Regions from separate parts of the Homo sapiens genome. Here all the other regions are linked to region 3. A link is a contact called in ENCODE Hi-C or POLR2A ChIA-PET data. All regions are on one chromosome and are shown on one strand. Each heading gives the region's core, a stretch centred on a gene start or an enhancer-like site at or near the end of the contact. The rest is flanking DNA. Distances are from core to core; before and after follow the strand shown. Region 1 holds the start of FCHO1 (FCH and mu domain containing endocytic adaptor 1). Region 2 overlaps LOC124904653 (a long non-coding RNA gene). Region 3 holds the start of ARRDC2 (arrestin domain containing 2).

Region 1 (3,780 bases), core at 1,258-3,757, 260 kb after region 3:
TCTTGAAAGTTAGTTTAGGCTAGAAGTGGTGGCTCACGCCTGTAATCCCAGCACTTTGGGGGACCGAGGCGGGCAGATCACTTGAGGTCAGGAGTTTGAGACCAGCCTGGCCAAAGTGGTGAAACCCTGTCTCTATTAAAAATACAAAAATTAGCCAGGTGTGGTGGCGGGCACCTGTAATCCCAGCTACTTGGGAGGCTGAGACAGGAGAATCGCTTGAACCTGGGAGGCGGAGGTTGCAGTGAGCTGAGATGGCGCCACTGCACTCCAGCCTGGGCGACAGAGTAAGACCCTGTCTCAAAAAGAAAGAAAGTTAGTTAGTTTAATTGGACCCATTATCATTGAGCCTCCAATCCCGGGACTTCTGTGAGTCACCCAAGACCTCCTACTTGCTCACCCAGACTAGAACAATGTCAGGGTCCCTGAGTTGATTCAGCCTCGGGCCTGGCCCTGCAGGAGTCCCCAGTCTAGAGAGACAGAGCTGGACACAGATATCACCGTCCTGCATGGTCAGGGCTGGGCCAGATGGAGGGACAAGGTCCAAAAGAACCTGGACTAAAGGAGGGCTCATGGGAGTTGGGGTTTTAAAGCATGAATAGGAGTTCACTGGGCAAGGAATTATTTGTTTCAACAAACATTCCCAACCCTGCACTGGTTAATGACAGGGCCCCTGAAAAACTTCAGTCCCCACCACACCCCCTTAGGAAACCTAGTTTGGTGGCAGGGGTAGGGTGGTGAGCATGCTACACTGACATCCCTAGGGGAAAAGCCCTAAATTTCCATATCATTTCTTAGCTTCTGTCCATGACCAGGACCCTAAGCATCTCCAAATCTCTTAGAGCTGTGCTGACTGGCATGGGAACCACTAGCCCCATGTGGTGACTTAATTTTTTTTTTTTTTGGAGACAGGGTCTCGCTCTGTTGCCCAGGCTGGAGTGCAGTGGTGCGATCATAGCTCACTGCAGCCTCCACCTCCCAGGCTCAAGGGAGCCTTGAATAGTAGCCTCCCGAGTAGCTGAGACTACAGGCTCACGCCTGAATAATTTTTGTATTAAGTTTTTTTTATTTTTTTATTTTTTCTGGAGACAGGTTCTTGCTCTGTCACCCAGGCTGGAGTGTGCAGTGGCATGATCACAGCTCATGGCAGCCTCGACTTCCCAGGCTCAAGTGATCCTCCCATCTCAGCCACCCGAGTAGCTGGGACTACATGTCTAACTAATTAAAAATAAATTTTTTTTTTTTTTTTTGTAGAGACTAGGTCTCACTAGTGTGGCCCAGGCCAGTCTCGAACTCCTGAGCTCAAGCCATCCTCCTGCCTGGGACCCCCAAAGTGCTGGGATTACAGCCATGAGCCACAACCCCTGGCCTTAATTTTTGTATTAATTTTTGTATTAATGTTAAACCAAGTAAAATTAAATACAATTGGCTGGGCGCAGTGGCTCACGCCTGTAATCCCAGCACTTTGGGAGGCCGAGGTGGGTGGATCACTTGAGGTCAGGAGTTCGAGACCTGCCTGGCCAACATGGTGAAACCCCATCTCTACCAAAAAATATAAAAATCAGCAGGGCGTGGTGGCACACACCTGTAGTCCCAGCTACTTGGGAGGATGAGGCAGGAGAATCACTTGAACCTGGGAGGCGGAGGTTGTAGTGAGCCAAGATTGCCCCACTGCACTCCAACCTGGTTGAAAGAGTGAGATTCTGTCTTAAAAAAATAATAATTAAATACATACATACATACATACATACATACATACAATTATATGCCCAGCTCCTCAGCTGTGCCAGCCTCTCTTCCAAGGCTCAGTAGCTACATGGGGCTGATGGCTGCTGTATTGGATGGCCAACATTGTTCTAGAAGATCCCAGGAACCAAGGAGCCCAAGTTCCCCAGAAACCAAGAATCTCACTACTGTTTTCACAGTTTCAATTAGATTGCCTCACCCCACCTCTGGCAGACAGATACACATGGAGCACCAGTATGTGTGCGACCCTGTACCCAACTATTCACACGCATCTGCTCATCCAATCTTCATGCCATGCCCTCAGAGGCAACCCCAACTTTATGAAGGAAACCGAGGCACAGAGAGATCAATCATTGGTCCCGGCTGACTGTGATTTTGCCCCTGGTCTGTCTGCCAATGACCTCCTGTTTGAAACCATCACGCGTGGCTCTCTGGGTTTCCAAGCTCCCCTTGCCGCCCCCCTAACCCAAACCACCACTCACAGCTGGAATGGGGGACGGGGGGCAGGGCAACGGGTGGCCCCATGCAGGCTTTGGCCAGCCCAGGAAGTGACACCTGCTACTTCTCCTGAAACCCAGGCTCCGGGCAGGGGGGCCTCCCCTCTGTTCCTGAGGGGGGCCAAGGCGAGATGATGGGTATCTACTGGCCAGGGCTCAAACTCACCGGACAGGGTAGCGAGTGGGATGGGGCCCCTGTCTGACGGGGCAGGCGCCAGGAGACAGCCACGAGGCCACTTCCGTCAGCACCAAGTTGGAGGCTTGTGTGCATGGGTTGGGGGGGGGACAGGAAGCTCACCCCGCCCCGCCTACCATCCAACCGCCACCTTTCCTCCCCCGCCCGATCAGCACCCATGGGACCTCCCTGGAACCACACAGGCCATGGGTGAGTAAACAAGAGGCGCTTGAACCTGGAGCCCCCCGGCCTGAACCTGGAGCTGTTCTTACCGAACAAATATTAATCATGGCAATTGGGAAATAACTGAGCACCAACCCTGGCCCAGGCATTCAACATCTTGCCATCCTGAGGTAGGCCGATACCCACTTCACAGACTGGGCAAACTGAGGCTCAGAGAGGGAAATGCGCTCAGAAAGGGGAAGACATGGCCAGGCGCGGTGGCTCACGCCTGTAATCCCAGCACTTTGAGAGGCCAAGGTGGGTGGATCACGAGGTCAAGAGGTTGACACTATCCTGGCCAACACGGTGAAACCCCGTCTCTACTAAAAATACAAAAATTAGCTGGGCGTGGTGGCCCATGCCTGTAGTCCCAGCTACTCAGGAGGCTGAGGCAGGAGAATCACTTGAACCCGGGAGGTGGAGGTTGCAGTGAGCCAGAGGTTGCAGTGAGCCGAGATTGCGCCACTGCACTCCAGCCTGGCGACAGAGCGAGACTCCATCTCAAAAAAAAAAAAAAAAGAAAAGAAAGGGGAAGACATTTTTGCATTCATGAGCGCTTTCCTTCACTACAAAAGAAATTTAAAATTATATTTTAGGTGGTGGCTGATGCCTGGAATCCCAGCACTTTGGGAGGCCGAGGCAGGTGGATTGCTTGAGCCCAGGAGTGCGAGAACAGCCTGGGCAACATGGTAAAACCCCGTCTCTACTAAAAATACAAAAGTTAGCTGGGTGGGGTGGCATATGCCTGTAATCCCAGCTACTCGGGAGGCTGAGGCAGGAGAATCGCTTGAACCCAGGAGATGGAGGTTGCAGTGAGCGGAGATCGAGCCACTGCACTCCAGCCTGGGTGACAGAGAGAGACTCTGTCTCAAAAACAAAACAAAACAAAACTGTATTTTACAACTACATTGACATAAAGACAAATATATTAATATTATACACAAAAATGTTTCCTTCAACCCAAGAGTTCATTTTTTTCCCTTTGGATTTTAAAAGAAGTGAAAACATCAACCTAGGGACCCCTAAAAGCACTGTGAGCCTGAGACACTGGGCATTTTGGGTCTGATGGAGAAGTCAGCCCTGCTAGAACCCAAGTCTCCCAGCCTGTACAGTACCAGCACAAAGCCCAGAGATGGCCGGAGA
Region 2 (4,162 bases), core at 1,560-4,059, 280 kb before region 3:
TGGCTGCTAGTACCGGCCCGGGGTGGGGTCCTCTCTCCCCAACAACTCGCTGTTTCCAACTCAATGTCTTTCCCCCCATTTTTCATTCGAGAACCATCGAAGACCAGGAAACTTACGGACGTCACCTGGCCAGGGACTGAGCAGCGCCTGCCCAGCTCCTAGGGCTCCCCGCCCCCACCCCTGTACGCGGAGATGCCGTCTCCCGGCGGCGGAGAGGACCCCGCAGGCCCCGCCCTTCCCCAGGGGAAGTGAGAATAGGGTGCCCACCCCCGCATTCTCGCCACTTCCTCCCCGGGAGAGCGAGAGGCGAGGAGCAGGGGGGAGGCGGGAGGCGGGAGGAAGGGGATGCGGGGGCAGCGGGAGGCGGGAAGGCGTGGGGTCTCTCCACTATTGCCCCTGCTGTAGCGCTTAAGGGCCCCATGTGCACGGCCTTTGATACCACTCAGACAACTTTGGGGTCCCCCAAAGTTGCTCCTTCCTTGGGGTCCTTTCTGAATCAACGCGGACCCTGCCGGTGCCTCCCCATCCCCGCAGCCTGGGGCAGCGGCCTCTTCACCCCCTGCCGCCTGCCTTGCCTCCAGTTCCATCTACTCCCCATCTGGGGCCCAGATCCCTTCCGCTGGCTGGGGGCCAGGTCCAGCGCCCCGTCTGCACCAGTCCGGACCCCTAAGCTCGCTCCAGGAACCCCCAGTCTTGGTGCAGAAATGCAGCCCACGATGTGCAGGGCCAACTGGCTTCGAATCTGCCTTCCACATACTGAAGCCTTTCTTGGCTGACAGCCTCAGTTTGTCCATCCGAAAAAAGGGGACAAAGCATATCTAGATGGCTCACGCCTGTAATCCCAGCACTCTGGGAGGCCGAGGCGGACGGATTACTTGAGGTCAGGAGTTCCAGACCAGCCTGGCCAACATGGTGAAATCCCGTCTCTACAAAAATACAAAAATTAGCCGGGCGTGGTGGCGCACGCCTGTAATCCCAGCTACTCAGGAGGCTGAGGCAGGAGAATCACTTGAACCCAGGAGGTGGAGGCTGCAGTGAGCCGAGATAGTGCCATTGCACTCCAGCCTGGGCGACAGAGCAAGACTGTGTCTTAAAAAAAAAAAAAAAGAATACCTGGAGAATGGGTTTCCCATCTTGGCAGCATGAATACTTCCACTCATTCATTAATTCACTCATCCATTCATTATTCTACGAACTCATCCATTATGCTACTTATTGCATTCATTCCTTTACTCATTCACTCATTCATTGATTCACACACCACAGACAGCCAGGGAGGGCGGCGGGCCACAGGGGCCCACATCTCAGTGTGGACAGACGTCAGGGGCCCACAGGACCGTGGGTGGGGACAGCCCCAAGGCTGCAAATAAACGTTTGCCCAGAGCTGCATCCTGGCATGTCACCAAACCAAACCGAAGCCTCCCCAGAGAGGCCCCTGTGGGGTCCCCTGCCCAAGAGGCAGCTGCCTGCCACCTCCCCCACCCCTCCCCATTCAGGCACCACCCTGCCCTCAGTCTGTCAGCGGGGAAATGGCTCAGTACCTGGAAAAGCCACGAGTATGTGGTCGGATGCAGGCAAAACCCACACATCATGGTGGGGGGGGGCACCTACAATAATGGGTTGCATGTTAACAGATCAACACACATTCATCAAGCACCTACTGTGTGCTGGGACCCACGGGACTGGAGCATCTGCCAAGTGGGTCCCTGTGGCCCCTCCTGCCCTTCTGCTTGGGGCTTCCCTGCCTTTGATAAGACTCAGACATTCGAAGTCCAGCCCCAGCCCTGAGTGTTCCTGAGGTGGGAATGCCTGACTTTGCTCTCATTTCATAGTTTTTTGGTTTCCTTCTATTTATAGCAAGAGAAACTGGTTTTCCATTCTTGGTGGTGACATGAAGGTTCCCTTTTAAAATGTATTTACTGAAGTAAAAACAGAAAAGGGGGCCAACTTAAAGGAAAATCGTGAGACCAACCTACAGCATGCTTCTCTAAAATGACCTTGCTTCCAGTCCCCCAGAACATCACCTCTGGGCGGTGAGAACCCACCTGCCCAGCACACAGCGGGCACTCAATAGAGCATGGTCGTCGGGCGCAGTGGCTCATGCCTATAATCCCAGAACTTTTGGAGGTTGAGGCAGGCGGATCACTTGAGGTGAGGAGTTCAAGACCAGCCTGGTCAACATGGAGAAACCCCATCTCTACTAAAAATACAAAAATTAGTTGGTGTGGTGGCATGTGCCTGTAATCCCAGCTACTCTGGTGGCTGAGGCACTAGAATTGCTTGAACCTGGGAGGCAGAGATTGCAGTGAGCTGAGAACGTGCCACTGCACACCAGCCTCAGAGACAGAGTGACACTTTGTCTCCAAAAAAAAAAAAAAAAAAAAAAGCATGGTTGAATCGATGAATGATGGTATGTGAGTTTGGCCCAAAACAACCAAGAAACAAAAAACCAAACCAGCTTTTTTTTTTTTTGAGACAGGGTCTCGCTCTGTTGCCCAGGCTGGAGTGCAGTGGCACGATCTCAGCTCACTGCAATCTCTGCCTCCCAGGTTCAAGCGATTCTCCTGCCTCAGCCTCCTGAGTAGCTGGGATTACAGGCATGCGCCACCACACCCGGCTAATTTTTCTATTTTTAGTAGAGATGGGGTTTCACCATGTTGGCCAGGCTGGTCTCGATCTCCTCACCTTGTGATCCGCCCGCCTCAGCCTCCCAACCAGCTAATTTTTCTATCTTTTTGTAGAGATGGGTTCTTGCTATGTTGCCCAGGCTGCTCTTGAACTTCTGGGCTCAGGAGATCCTCCTGTCTCTGCCTCTCAAAGAGCTGGGATTATAAGCATGAGCCACCCTGCTCAGACTACAAACCAATTTATCTTTTTTTTTTTTTTTTTTTTTTTTTTGAGACAGAGTCTCACTCTGTCACCCAGGCTGGAGTTCAGTGGTGCGATCTTGGCTCACTGCAAGCTCCGCCTCCCGGGTTCACACCATTCTCCTGCCTCAGCCTCCCCAGTAGCTGGGACTACAGGTACCTGCCCACCACGCCTGGCTAATTTTTTTTTTGTATTTTTAGTAGAGACAGGTTTTCACCGTGTTAGCCAGGATGGTCTCGATCTCCTGACCTCATGATCCGCCCGCCTCAGACTCCCAAAGTGCTGGGATTGCAGGCATGAGTTACGGTGCCTGGCCTCTTTTTTTTTTTTTTTTTTTGGAGACGGGGGTATCGTCATGTTATGTTGGCCAGGTTGGTCTTGAATGCTTGGCCTCAAGCAGTCCTCCTGCCTCGGCCTCCCAAAGTGCTAGGATTGCAGGGGTGAGCCATTTTGCCTGGCCCAAACCAATTTCTGAAGTTGGTCTAAAGAAAGCAAATTCACTACCTTCTGATCCCCAAACCCTCTGGTTCTCCAGTATCTACCTGTGAAACGGCCTAACCCAGGCCTGGGCATACAGGAAGTGCACATTAAATGCATGCTGGATAAGTGCAGGGGTCCTGTCTGTCCTAGGGTGGGGTAGGAGGGTAAGTGGTATGGGAAGTTCTTTTCTCCTTGTGCTATAATAAGAGGCTTTGGAGACTGATTCTAGATGGTCAGTCAATCAACAAACACTTGACTGAACCATTCTTCTAGGCCTGCCCAGTTAGTAAAAATGGTCATAAAGCTGGCAGAGCCAGGTTCAATCTGGTTCCATCAATGCTGAAGGGGGGCTGTGCCTCAGTTTCCTCATCTGTAAAATGGTTTTATGAGGCAGGAGGGATCCGGTGCCAGTCCAGAGGGCAGGGCCTGGGTCCCCTCCGAGAGGCTGGGCAGACACCTGCGCTGGACTGGGGACAGACTGCGGTTCCTGCTCCTGGAGAGGGCGGAAGCCTGGCAGGAGGGGAACAGAGAGGCCTCAGCCTTCTCGGGTAACTTGATCCTCAGGAATGTGCGGGCCAGACAGCGCCCCCAGCCCGAGTCTGGCGCCCCACTCCCGACCGCCCTGCGGGGGTCCGGCAGTCGGGGCACTTTCCCTGCAAGTCCCGCCTCTGCGAGCCTAAGGGTCCTAAGCGCTGGATTAGGGTCCTCACAAGCCCCACCTCCCCGCTGTGGGGTCGTGAGTGCCTGGCTCCACCTCACCCCTTCGGCTGCCTGCTTAACTCGGTTTTCTTTGGGGCTTTCCGATTTATCAACG
Region 3 (3,932 bases), core at 462-2,961:
TCGGGCCATGAACGTCTGTGTCTGCACCACGGCTGCCCGAGGCAGCACAGGACGTGTGGAGCCGTTGTCGATCTCGGCAAAGACAGGGATGACCTCTCCTGCAGCAAGGAGCAGTGGGGCCTCAGTTTCCCCTCCTGCAACCCCAACACCAGCCCCCGTCCCAACCCAGTCCGGTCCGCCTGCTACCTGGGGTGTAGCCCTTGCGGTCGATCTTGGCCGAAAGGGAGACTAGGCCACGGTTACAGTACCAGGATCGGGCAACCTTTTCCCGAGCCCCCGCTTGAGGTGCCTGTCGGTGTAGAGGAAAGTGACATGGATGAGTCACTTTGTGCAAACCACAGTCGCTGTGGAGCTTCCAAACCACCCCCAGCTGAGGGAGGACTTTGGGCAGGGCTTGGTTTCTTTTTAACAATCCAGGAACTATCCGTTAAATAGAGCCAGGAACACAACCCATCTTATAAAGCCAGAAATGAAATGTATAAGCCAAGTGTTTGGTGTGTAATTCACACTTGGTAAGCCCTAGCTCTGGTCTATTTCACAGAAGAGGCATCTGAGGCTCAGAGAGGGCTTCAAGACACTTGCCCAGAGTCACACGGCAAATGGGTGCAGATCCCAGTGGATTCCACACGCATTCCCACACCTGCCTCCCTCCCTGCCAGGGCCCACCTATGACCTCCATCTTATTGGTTGGTGTCGCCCAGCAGCCAGGCAGGCCCCTTCCTACAATACTCCCAACCTACCTCCCCAAGGGTGGCCACTCACCAGCAGGGCTGGCGTGTTGATGTCCACAGGCTCGATGACAGTGAACACCTTCCTTGCCCGGCGTGCTGGGACCCAGGGCCGGTGCAGGGTGGCCTTGATACAGTAGCGGACACTACCGTGTTTGCCCTCGAAGGATGTCACCAGGGTCCTAGGGTGGAGGGACGGGACTTCAGGGGACAAGATACAGAGACAAGCAGGCAGGGAGAAGGAGACACAGACACTCCGGGGGCCTCCCAGGGGGAGAGTCTTGGGGCTCAGAGGTGCCCAGATATCCAGTATTGGAGGTACCAATCTGGAAGGGGCTGCAGGCTTAGGGCAACCCTGCACCCCAGAGGACTTACGGGGGCAGCTGGAAGCTGAACAGGAACTCATGGCGCCCAGGAGGCAGCGTCGTGGTCTCCCCGGTATCTGCAGGTAGGAGAAAAAGGAGGCGACTGAGCGGTTGCGCTGGGGTCCCAGGGCTGACGGAGGTACCGCCGTCCAGGTGGTGGGAGGCACACAACTGGTGTTGGAGCAGGGGTCCTCCATCCGTACCTGGCGCCAGGAGCGTGGCGCGGTGGCTCACGACCTCCACGCGTTCACTGTAGCTCTGCGTGTAAGCCGTGCTCGAGCCCGCGCTGCGCGACTCGGTCCAGTGCACGTGGGCGCGGCCCCGCGCGCGCAGCCTCAGGGCACCCACACGCGCGGCGCTTGACAGCTCCAGCAGCACCCGGCCCGCCACGGCCTGGCCGCCGCTAAACACGGGCTCGACGCCCGCGGTCGCGCCGTCCAACTGCACCGAGAACGCTTTCACCTTGTCGAATAGCATCGCGTCCGGGGTGCGAACCCACGACAGGCGGAACCTGGCCTCGAACTCGCGAACCGGCAGCTCAAGATGCCGACGCTGCAGCCTCAGAACGCAAAATCGCCGTCAACGCGCAGGCGCGCTCACCAACCGGAGCAGAAAATCCCCGCGCCGTGCGTCGGCGCCGCTTTTATACGGCAGGGCGGGGGGGGGTGGGGTCACCGTCTCTTCCCCGCCCCGGGAAGGGACTCCACCAATAGCGCGACAAGGGGCGTGGCTCTGCCCAGGCGTGGAGCAAAATAACAAACGCCCCTGCTCACCGCCGGCTGCCCCCTTCCCTCGCGGACCCCGGGGAGAAACTGAAGCCCTTAGGCTGCCAGAGCTGGTCTCTCGCGGACCCCGGGGGTAAAGAGGAAAAAAAGAGGTGCAGAGGCAGGGCCCAGGCCTGAGGTCACCTAGCAGAGCCTTCAGCCTCTCGGCTTAATCACTCACCAGCCGCCCCTCGTTGACGTGACTCGAGGCATGTCCAGCCCGATTTGGGGCGGGGGACTCTCGCCCCAGTTGAGGGCCAGAGAGCCTATGACTGTTCCAGGCCTGTTTCCCCCGCTATGCAAAGGGAGAAGTGGAGGAGGTGGGTGGGACCGCCCTCCACACTGGTGCCTGCTGCACCCCTTTCCTGATTCAAGTCCCGCTTAGCTGGTGGCTCTGGGCAAATGACAACCTCTTGGAGCCTCAGTTTCCACCTCTGTAGAGCCGGGAGAAAGTAAAAATCAGTCCTGACCTCAGAAGGTTGTGCATGGATCATCGTGCAGCCCCAGCTGGACTCCTCCAAGAGCCTCGCTCCCGGGTCATCAACCTGCTCTTGACATACCGTCACTCGGTCGCGCCTCGGCGCATTCGCCCAGGAGCGGTACCTACGAAATGATGTTCCCTTCCCAATTTTCAGCCTCTGGCAAACCCTACCTTCCCCGCAGCCCTTGTGCCTGCTCCAGTCATCCTCAGCCCCCGTCCCGCCACAGAGCTGAATGCAGGGGACGCTCGGGCACCCCCAGGTCCACAGCTGCGGTGTGGCCACGGGACGGCGTGACCTCTCTCTGGGCTTCAGTTTCCCCAAAGAAAAGTCGCATGGAGTTTCTCCAGCGGGAGTTGCCTCTGCGTCGTCTGCGGGACGCTGGCGCCCTCTCGTGGCAGCGTAATGCGCTGCCGCTGAACCCATCCCCTGCCGTGACTGTCCGCCTCTGAGCCTGGCTCAGGAGACTTCCACCACCTCAGTGAGGTGTGTGGGTGGAGGGGGCGGTCATAAACAAACACGGTCACCCTCAGCCCGTGATGGGGATCGGAACAGGAACGACGGAGTTGGAGGCACAGTGATCAGCCTGGAAGGCTGCCTGGGAGGATGGGTCTTTGGAGTTGAAAGGAAGGTCTGGGACCTTAGGCCAGGTTTCAATGGATACTAGAGGGGAGACAGTAGGCCGTTAAGTCCGGGAGGAGAAGCGGGATTAGGTAACCCTGAAGGGACTACTGAGCCAGCGCCTCCCTCAATTCATTTCGCAGACGGACCCCAAAGGCCCAGAGATGGGTGGGGCTCTGCCCGAGGTCACACAGCACCTCCACTGGCCTCGCCCCTCCAGTGTCACTGTTTTTTCCTTAAATGTATAACAATTTAACAATTTTTAAGCTCCCTCTCCCTCTCCCTCTCCCCTTGGTCTCCCTCTCCCTCTCTTTCCACGGTCTCCCTCTCATGCCGAGCAGAAGCTGGACTGTGCTGCTGCCATCTCGGCTCACTGCAACCTCCCTGCCTGATTCTCCTGTCTCAGCCTGCCGAGTGCCTGCGATTGCAGGCGCGCGCCGCCACGCCTGACTGGTTTTTTTGGTGGAGAAGGGGTTTCGCTGTGTTGGCCCGGCTGGTCTCCAGCTCCTAACCTCGAGTGATCCACCAGCCTCAGCCTCCCGAGGTGCCGGGATTGCAGACAGAGTCTCGTTAACTCAGTGCTCAATGGTGCCCAGGCTGGAGTGCAGTGGCGTGATCTCGGCTCGCTACAACCTCCACCTCCCAGCCGCCTGCCTTGGCCTCCCAAAGTGCCGAGATTGCAGCCTCTGCCCGGCCGCCACCCCGTCTGGGAAGTGAGGAGCGTCTCTGCCTGACCGCCCATCGTCTGGGATGTGAGGAGCCCCTCTGCCTGGCTGCCCAGTCTGGAAAGTGAGGAGCGTCTCTGCCCGGCCGCCATCCCACCTAGGAAGTGAGGAGCGCCTCTTCCCGGCCGCCATCCCATCTACGAAGTGAGGAGCGTCTCTGCCCGGCCGCCCATCGTCTGAGATGTGGGGAGCGCCTCTGCCCCGCCGCCCCGTCTGGGATGTGAGGAGAGCCTCGGCCCGGCCGCGACCC

Evidence for each region. A loop is a pair of places that touch in the nucleus more often than their neighbours do. ChIA-PET counts read pairs that join two places held with the same protein, here RNA polymerase II (POLR2A). Pooled maps may share reads with other maps.
Region 1: a pooled map shows a loop between it and region 3 (2.1-fold over the local background). The contact joins the promoter of FCHO1 here to the promoter of ARRDC2 in region 3. A Hi-C loop is called at or near these places in 1 of 168 maps with a recorded cell type or tissue (B cell) and 7 of 50 pooled maps. POLR2A ChIA-PET finds 5 or more read pairs at or near these places in 4 of 52 experiments (B cell, OCI-LY7, activated B cell and 1 more).
Region 2: a loop to region 3 is called in a map of CD8-positive, alpha-beta T cell, with 2.7 times the contacts of the local background. The contact joins the enhancer-like site here to the promoter of ARRDC2 in region 3. A Hi-C loop is called at or near these places in 2 of 168 maps with a recorded cell type or tissue (CD8-positive, alpha-beta T cell and gastrocnemius medialis) and 9 of 50 pooled maps. POLR2A ChIA-PET finds 5 or more read pairs at or near these places in 15 of 52 experiments (A673, B cell, CD4-positive, alpha-beta T cell and 12 more).

What each region holds. Positions count from the first base shown.
Region 1 is chr19:17,750,204-17,753,983 of GRCh38, reverse strand. It overlaps FCHO1 (FCH and mu domain containing endocytic adaptor 1), which reads right to left and starts at 2,507. Exons shown (of 29, transcript NM_015122.3): 1 at 2,407-2,507. FCHO1-AS1 (FCHO1 antisense RNA 1) reads left to right here and starts at 2,587. Exons shown (of 5, transcript XR_007067152.1): 1 at 2,587-2,768; 2 at 3,234-3,326. RefSeq lists an enhancer at 1-349.
Region 2 is chr19:18,287,817-18,291,978 of GRCh38, reverse strand. LOC124904653 (a long non-coding RNA gene) reads left to right here. Exons shown (of 2, transcript XR_007067155.1): 2 at 92-1,389. Among named protein-coding and RNA genes, the nearest start is that of MIR3188, 7.8 kb to the right of the region's middle. RefSeq lists enhancers at 1-70, 1,350-1,989, 3,444-4,162, silencers at 138-567, 1,248-1,297 and cis regulatory regions at 1-752, 1,332-1,700. Within about 2 kb of position 2,809, at least 4 of the 41 ENCODE cell types and tissues checked have a DNase peak (open chromatin) inside an H3K27ac peak, as active enhancers do; they include CD8-positive, alpha-beta T cell, where a contact is called at or near this core.
Region 3 is chr19:18,005,949-18,009,880 of GRCh38, reverse strand. ARRDC2 (arrestin domain containing 2) reads right to left here and starts at 1,711. Exons shown (of 8, transcript NM_015683.2): 1 at 1,297-1,711; 2 at 1,104-1,170; 3 at 763-910; 4 at 187-289; 5 at 1-98. The coding sequence starts at 1,570. RefSeq lists an enhancer at 1,438-1,657.